2 separate regions of the Homo sapiens genome follow, and region 2 is linked to region 1. The links are chromatin loops, found by intact Hi-C in ENCODE. Cell type or tissue: heart right ventricle. All regions are shown on one strand.

What was found. Peaks named below come from ENCODE experiments on the same cell type or tissue, not always from the same donor. Only the 100,000 strongest peaks of a DNase experiment are listed, where the experiment ranks them.
Region 2: a loop joins it to region 1, with 2.7 times the contacts of the local background. A loop is called at or near these places in 3 of 110 quality-filtered maps.

Annotation. Positions count from the first base shown.
Region 1 is chr6:17,831,834-17,835,833 of GRCh38, forward strand. It overlaps KIF13A (kinesin family member 13A), which reads right to left. Exons shown (of 39, transcript NM_022113.6): 12 at 2,128-2,238. Among named protein-coding and RNA genes, the nearest start is that of NUP153-AS1, 130 kb to the left of the region's middle. In heart right ventricle, a CTCF peak has its summit at 1,625; no DNase peak of the experiment used is centred here; H3K27ac peaks cover 1,592 bases.
Region 2 is chr6:17,930,285-17,934,284 of GRCh38, forward strand. All of the region lies in intron 2 of KIF13A (kinesin family member 13A), which reads right to left. Among named protein-coding and RNA genes, the nearest start is that of KIF13A, 55 kb to the right of the region's middle. RefSeq lists a silencer at 3,887-4,000. In heart right ventricle, no CTCF peak of the experiment used is centred here; a DNase peak (open chromatin) is centred at 2,387; H3K27ac peaks cover 4,000 bases.

The DNA.
Region 1 (4,000 bases):
ATTCATTCAAGATATATTTATTAGAGTCTACAATGTAGTAGGTATTGATCTCGGGCTGGGAATACAGCACTGAACCCAATGAAGTCCCGTCTTTCATGAAAAGTTATATTCTGGTGGGAGGAGACAGGCCATAAGAAAACAGTTAAGTCAATATGGTACATAGAATTTCCAATGGTGTTAAGTACTATGGAGAAACATAAAGCAATGTTAAGCGGGACAGTGAGTGAGGTGTAGGGGTATGTGTGGGTGTGAACGATATCTATAAGAAACACATCAGCAGAAGGCTGGACTGGGTTCCAGTGACTGCTGTTAAGCTACGTGATTGGGATGGTCCAATATTTCCAAATGATCAATGAGATTAAAAATGTTCGTGAAATATATAATGTAGAGAAATTCATAATGCACATAACCCCGAGAATTAGTCCTTCCTTTATATTTTAACTTAAGTAAAAGTTAAAATATAAACATACAGCATTTCCTAACAAGCCCAAAGAATCAAATACATTGAAAAATTATGATATGCTATACGTTACAAATTCTCTGTCAATTAGGTAGCCTCTTGGGAGGCTAAGGCGGGTGGATCACCTGAGGTCAGGAGTTTGAGACCAGCCTGGCCAACATGGTGAATCCCTGACTCTACCAAAAGATACAAAAATTGGCCAGTTGTGGTGGCACACACCTATAGTCCTAGCTATTTGGGAGGCTGAGGCAGGAGAATAGCTTGAACTGGGGAGGCGGAGGTTGCAGTGAGCCAAGATTGCGCCACTGCATTCCAGCCTGGGTGACAAAGCAAGACTCCATCTCAATAAAAAATTAAATAAATAAAAATAAAATAAAATAAAATAAAAATCAGGTAGCCTCATGCTTTGCCAGGTGATCTAAAAATCACAAAACAAGGCTGGGCACAGTGGCTCACACTTGTAATCCTAGCACTTTGGGAGGCTAAGGTGGGTGGATTGCCTGAGCTCAGGAGTTTGAGATCAGCTGGGGCAACACGGTGAAACCCCATCTCTACTAAAGTACAAAAATAATTAGCCAGGAGTGGTGGCGCAAGCCTCTAGTCCCAGCTGCTCGGGAGGCTGAGGCAGAAGAATCGCTTGTACCCAGGAGGCGGAGGTTGCAGTGAGCCGAGATTGCGCCACTGCACTCCAGCCTGGGCGACAGAGAGAGACTCTGTCTGCAAAAAAAAAAAAAAAAAAAAAAAAAAAAATCACAAGGCAGACTTTCGTTTAAATGTGAAGAGCAGGAAATATGAATGACATTTTCTGTAACCATGCTTGTTCAAATTTAGTGCTATCTAACACGTCTAGCAAATATACAGGCCAAACTGTACATTGATAAAAAGACCTGACGTCAATGTCTAAAAGTGATCTTTGCTGGGCGAGGCACAGTGGCTCATGCCTGTAACCCCAGCACTCTGGGAAGCTGAGGCAGAAGAATCACTTGAGCTCAGAGTTTGAGACCAGCCCGGGCAACAAAATAAGACCACAGCTCTACACAAAATAGATAAAATTAGCTGGGCATGGTAGCACATGCCTGTGGTCCCAGCTACTTGGGGGGACTGAGGGAGGAGAATCACTTGAGCCCAGGATGTTGAGGCTGCAAGAGAGCTGTGATTGAGCTGCTGTACTCCAGCCTGGGTGACAGAGGGAGACCTTGTCTTCAAAAAAAAAAAAAAAAAAAAAAGTGATCTTTGCAATCTCTGGTTCAGCAGAAAAGGGCCCTTAAAAGACTTTCTGAGGCTGGGTGCAGTGGCTCATGCCTGTAATCCCAGCACTTTGGGAGGCTGCGGCTGGCAGATCACCTGAGGTCAGGAGTTTGAGACCAGCCTGGCCAACATGGTGAAACCCCATCTCTACTAAAAATATAAAAATTAGCCAGGCATGGTAGTAGGCACCTGTAATCCCAGCTACTCGGGAGGCTACGGCATGCGAACTGCTTGAGCCCGGGAGGTGGAGGTTGCAGTGAGTCGAGATCACGCCACTGCACCCCAGCCTGGGCGACAGAGTGAGACTCCGTCTCAAAAAAAAAAAAAAAAAAGACTTTCTGAAGATGACAGCAAACTACACAGAAAAGACAATAAGTGAAAAAGAATCCCAATATTTTAGGGCTAAATTATCAAGCTACCTGTGCTATCTCTTCTGTTTTTCTCAGCTTCTCTTCCCAAGTCACTGTTAGTTCTTTTATCAGCTTTTCAGACTCTTCGAGCTTCTCCTTCAGTTCAGGGGCCTTCATGGCCTTTAAAATGAAATCAGAGATATCTGATGTTCAAAATTTTTCCACCATCATATACAAGACAATCAGTTACTGTCCCTCTTAAGCAGTTATCAATAGTCTGTTGGAAAAAATTAAGTTATATGCTGTTAGGGTGGGTTTTTAACCTTTATTAATCAAACGAATGTAAGAGAACATGGCTGTTCCCTGAAAAAGAAATACCAGTGTCCTGAATGAAAATGAAACAAATCATTAGTCATTTTATCCATTATACTTAAATTTCACATTTAAAGCCCTAAAAGATGCTAACGTTCAACTTTGAAATAGATAAGCAGGACAAAAGGTTACTTAAGCAGACTTCTTTTTCAATAAGACGGAGGTTAACACTCATCATCAATAAATGAATTCCAGTTAAATTAATCTGCTAGAAAAGGTAAAGACTTCTCATGTATTTTAAATTTTGAATCTGGGCCTTTAGACTACCTTTCTCCACTGATGGTCATGCATTTTGTTATTTATCATTATCATTCACCCAGAAGCAGCACAGCTGGCTAAAAAGGCAGTGGTTTCCCTTCTAGTTTGTTCAGGGAGAGTAACTAAGAGGTTTCAATACAGATACTTGCAGCTTAACAAAATTTTGAGGGGAGAGGCCTTTACTTGTCAATAATATGCTTTGACACCTTAAAGTAACATGAGCCTCTACAAAGTTAAAACTCTATGAACAAGAAAGATGGCAGAGCTTGGACAAGAAGCTGGGATGTGATGATCTGGAAGCTAGCTGAGTATGCCTGAGGCTCATGGTATTAACAGAGCCTGACAGTGGCATTTAGTGCTGAGTACAGTGGGACATATATGAAAATTATAGGCCAGGCCAATGGCTCCTGCCTGTAACCCCAACAGTTTGGGAGGCTGAGGTGGGTGAATCACTTGAGACCAGCCTGGCTAACATGGCGAAACCCTGTCTCTACTAAAAATACAAAAAAAATTCACTGGGTATAATGGCGCATGCCTGTCTGTAATCCTAGCTACTTGGGAGGCTGAGGCAAAAGAATCACTTGAACCCAGGAGACAGAGGTTGCAGTGAGCCAAGATGGTGCCACTGCACTCCAGCCCGGGCAACAGAGAGACTCTGTCCACCCGCCCCCGCCAAAAAAAAAAAAAAAAAAAAAAAAAAAAAAAAAAAAAAAAAAAAGAAACAGAAAAAGAAAATTCTAGGTGGACCTATGTGGCTGGCTCTTCTTCTGTTTCCTTCAGCCAGGTATTGCTTGAGCCATCTCGCCCAGATTATGTGGTCACAGTAAAAATGCAAATAAGTAGATAATCCACCTATAAACACATTGCAGAACCATTATACTTTCCTCCTAGCATCATGACTATTTTCAAGGTTTATCAGCATTTTTATTTTTCTGGTGTTTTGCTACCCTTCTTACAATCTATCTGAAAATTATACTTTATGCACTGAATGATTATAAATTATAATAAAAATCAGCAACATTTATTGAGAACTTACTATGTGCAAGGTATTGTGGTAAGTGCTTTCTAGTATCAATGTTAGGCTAGGGGTTGGGGATAAAAAAATCAATAAAACACAGCATCTTGTACTTTAAGAGCCACAGCCTGGAAGAAGAGAAAGATATATAAACAAACAATTACAATGTAATGCCAAGATCACCAATTAATAGAGTATTCAGACTCTTGGCTTCACCTTTTTGTTTTTTCAGTCTTCTATTGATTACTTTTTGATAAAATATGCTGATGGATAGAAGTATTAACATAGTGCCTGGCA
Region 2 (4,000 bases), 98 kb after region 1:
TAGCGGGCATTGTGAAGCACCATGAGAATGTATAAGGGAGAGCTCACAAATGCCTAATTCCTTAGCTTCCTAATACAGGCACTGAACAAGAAGTAACAAATTCCTCAGGTGATAAATCATTTTTTAAAATAACGGATTCATGCATTTCCACAGAGACAGTAATTATTTTAATTTCCTGGAAACAGGGTAATAGGAAAGGAACTTACGTTATCAGGAAAAACAGCATTCAGAAGCTATCTTGCATTTGCTAAAGTTGCCTGACCTCAGAGTTCATACAAAGGCTGAGTGGTACTGCCAAATTAGCTGGGCAGGATGGAAGGTAGACTAGAAGAACCTGGATTTGCCACACTTTGCCATAACCTTCCCTGGGACAGAAAATCCAGGGAGTTAAGTAAGTTTCCACAATAGACCACAGGGCTGGGAAAAGAAAAGGGACAGTGGTGATCTCACTACCACTACCCTGGAGTTCAGAGGATTTTAACACGCTTCTAACAGGCTTTCTCAAGCATGAGTTCACTTGATCATTGTGAAAATCCAAACTGTTTACAGACCAATGTTCCCATTTACAGAATACGGTTTACACAAGGGGTTAAGGAACTTGCCTAGAATTTGGTAGACTCAGGCTTAAAAATTGTTCTCTGTATTCTAAGTGTTTTCTCCACTAATCAACATCCGGCAGGTTCATTTTTGATTAACAAAGGGCCTTCCTAAAATATCAATGAAACACACATATATGCATAATATCCTTGCTGTTCTTTCATGGGAAAACACCACATTCTTAAGGCTTTGTTTTTTATGTGTGATGTTACACACTTATTATTCCTAAAATGTTAAAGGCCAAACTGTGAGAGCTTTCACATAATAAAGTGCTATTTCTAGTGCTAGAGTTTTGTTCTTGGTTGACCAGTTTATTCTAAGGTCACGAGAGCTGGATTATCACTTTAGCTTTGTCTTATTTTGCTACCTTATACAAATTCTTTACTGTTCTTTCAGATTTTGATGAGATCTTCCTCTTTCAAATGGATATCAAACACAATTTGCACTCATGAAATAGTATTCCATGGAGTCTTAAGAGAAGTGATGTGGCATAAAAGAATCAATTCTAACTAATGGGGCTATTGAGTACCTATTGAACACTTACCATGTGTTTAGCACCATGTAGTAAAATAAGAAGTGATAAAGGTACCCTAAAAACTCACATGTTGGGAAGGCAAAATAAAAACCAGGGACACAAAATATTGCATTCTTGATGCTTTGTTCTTATTTATTTTTAAACTTTTTCTTAGAAATAGGATCCTGCTATGTTGCCTAGGCTGGTCTCAAACTCCTGGACTCAAGTGATCTTCCTACTTCAGCCTCCCTGGTAAGTGGGACTTCAGGCATGCACCACCTCACCTGGTTCCATGAAGCTCTGTGGTCATAAATGACAACATTGTAAGACTGGACAATAGAAGACAGTAACAACTGTGTGTTCATGACAGCGTAGGTATTAGAGCCTCAGAAAAACTTTTAAATGCGATTTCTTCTAATGATAATGGGAAAAAAATGCAGAAAGTATAAAAGAAAAATAAAGAGCCCCAGTAATCCCATTATCCAGACATAAGATAACTATTGTTAAACAATAATGGTAAATTTTCCTTCTAGATTTGTTTCTATGCTTCTGTTCCCCACAATGGTTCCCAAACTGTGGTCCCCAGACTAACAGCATCAGCATCACCTGGAAACTCACTGGAAAAGCAAATGCTTGAGCCCCACTGCAGACCTACTGAATAAGAAACTCTAGGGGAAGACACAGCAATCTGTGTTTTAATAAGCCCTCCAGGTGACTCCGATGTATGTCAAAGTTTGAGAACCACCGACACATGCTAGACACACACACAGATACACACACATAACTTTTCCCCTCCCAAATGGGGTTATGGTAGACATACTGTTTAAAATTTTACATCCATATTTGGCACCAGGCTTATATTTTGAAAATCACCTAAATATTGCATAAATACTGTATTGTATGCCCGAATGCCTTGTACATCGGTGAACAACATCACAAAATGCTTCATAGAACTAATGCAATTAAACACCAAGAGTCAGCCAGACTAAAGCATTGCTGGCTGAATAAACAAGTCATTTAGTAACGTTGCGACCTTATGAAATCCATTTTAGAAATTCTGCATAGTTGCATAAGGCTTTTAGATCTTCTTTCTAAAAAATAAGGAACATCTGCATTAGCTTCTTGATCCTGCCTGTGAATCTATTTTGGGGTTACTTAGAAACTTGCTTTTGTTTTCCAACATTCTGGCACTGAGCAAACAGTTCTCTGACCCACCAATCTGACACACCGGAACTGTCACCTCAACACCCTTGTATTTGCCTTCTCCCCACCCCACCACAGCACAGCACTACTGTACAGATTCCAGAAACGCTATGCAAGCTCCTACAGCTTGTATGCAGGCCAGAGGCCTTGACTCAGATAGCAGAGAGAGGGTTGAAGCGAGGAGGAAGTCTGTGAGAATGGAAAGAAAAAAAAAAAAAACTGGGGTAAGTGGCACCAACATCCCATGGAGATTTTGCTTAATTTGGCCAAATTATTTTTCCAGTTCTGGAATACATCCCTTTCCAAATCTCTGCCAACCCCAAGGAAATCACAATACGGTAAAGCAGAGGAAAAAGTCAAGCTTTTCATTTGCTCAAGGTCACCCAAAAAGCTTAATTAGAAAAAAAAATTAATTCACAGTAAGATAAGAATATCTAAAGTGTATCATTGTTTCTTTAAAAGAAGAGAAAGGCTCTGTGACCTCGGCCATATCCTTGAACCTTCCTGGGCCCAGTTTCTCTTCTATTAATAATGAAAAGAATGGCTGGAGAACATGAATTTAAGAGTTGTCAAGTGATGGGAACAAAGGAAACCCAAGAAAGTGCAGGTATAACATGATTTTACAGCACCTATAAAAGATGTACTGGTTGGCAATCTCTCCTCTTAACCAAGAAAGAGTGCATACCAACTGCATCTTTCTTTGTTAGAAACCTCCTGAGCTCCCTGTAGCCTCAACCTCCTGAGCTCAAGTGATACTCCTGCCTCAGCCTCCCAAGTAGCTGGCACGCACCACCACACCCAGCTCATTTTTTTTTTTTTTTTTTTTGTAGAGACAAGGTCTCACTATGTTGCCCAGGCTGGTCTCAAACTCCTGGACTCAAGTGATCCTTCTGCCTTGGCCTCCCAAAGTGCTGGGATTATAGGTGTGGGCCACAATGTTTTGGCCTTCCAGTATTCTTTGAATAAAGAAAATAATTAACTAAATGGGACATAAGAAGGAGTAGAAATCAGAATGATCAAACCAACAATTTAGATTTTTTTTTAAGTTTATTGATTTCCTGACACGGGAAAAATATTATGTACAGTTCCAAAAGCAACTACTTTAACAAGTTCTGATTCTAAGTATGAGTGAAATATAAACTTCCAATGCAGAAGCAATAGTGTGTTTCTGTGGTTCACTTTTACCTTCAACACAAAGCATTAGAAATGCCTTTCTTCTAATGGGAAATTTCAACTAGTTCGACCTGCCTGCCTAGCTCCCCACCAAAGCCTGGCACAGTGGCTTAATAATCACATTTATCTCAGCCAGCTCCTGGAGCGCCTTTCAAACATATCCCTTAGTCCTGCTTTTATCTTATTACAATGCAATGTAACTATGGAAACATAGGATTTCAAGTTATATTTTCTCTCACAGATAAAGAAAGCTGCCTTTTATAACTCAATTCAATCTAAATTGTGTCGTTAGGGTCAACTTTTATTTTTTTTTGAAGAATGCGAAAAAGTAAACATTTAAGTTGAAAAGAATAAAAAGACAAGCATTTTCATAAAAACCAGGACACAGTTTCTTCGTAATTACAAAAGGCACCTCTTTCCATCTCTCACACTACTGTCTAATGGCCACAGGACATTGGCCTTCTTCAAATTCTTAAGTGACCTGTGTGAGGTCAGAGCAGAGGGCCCGGCTTG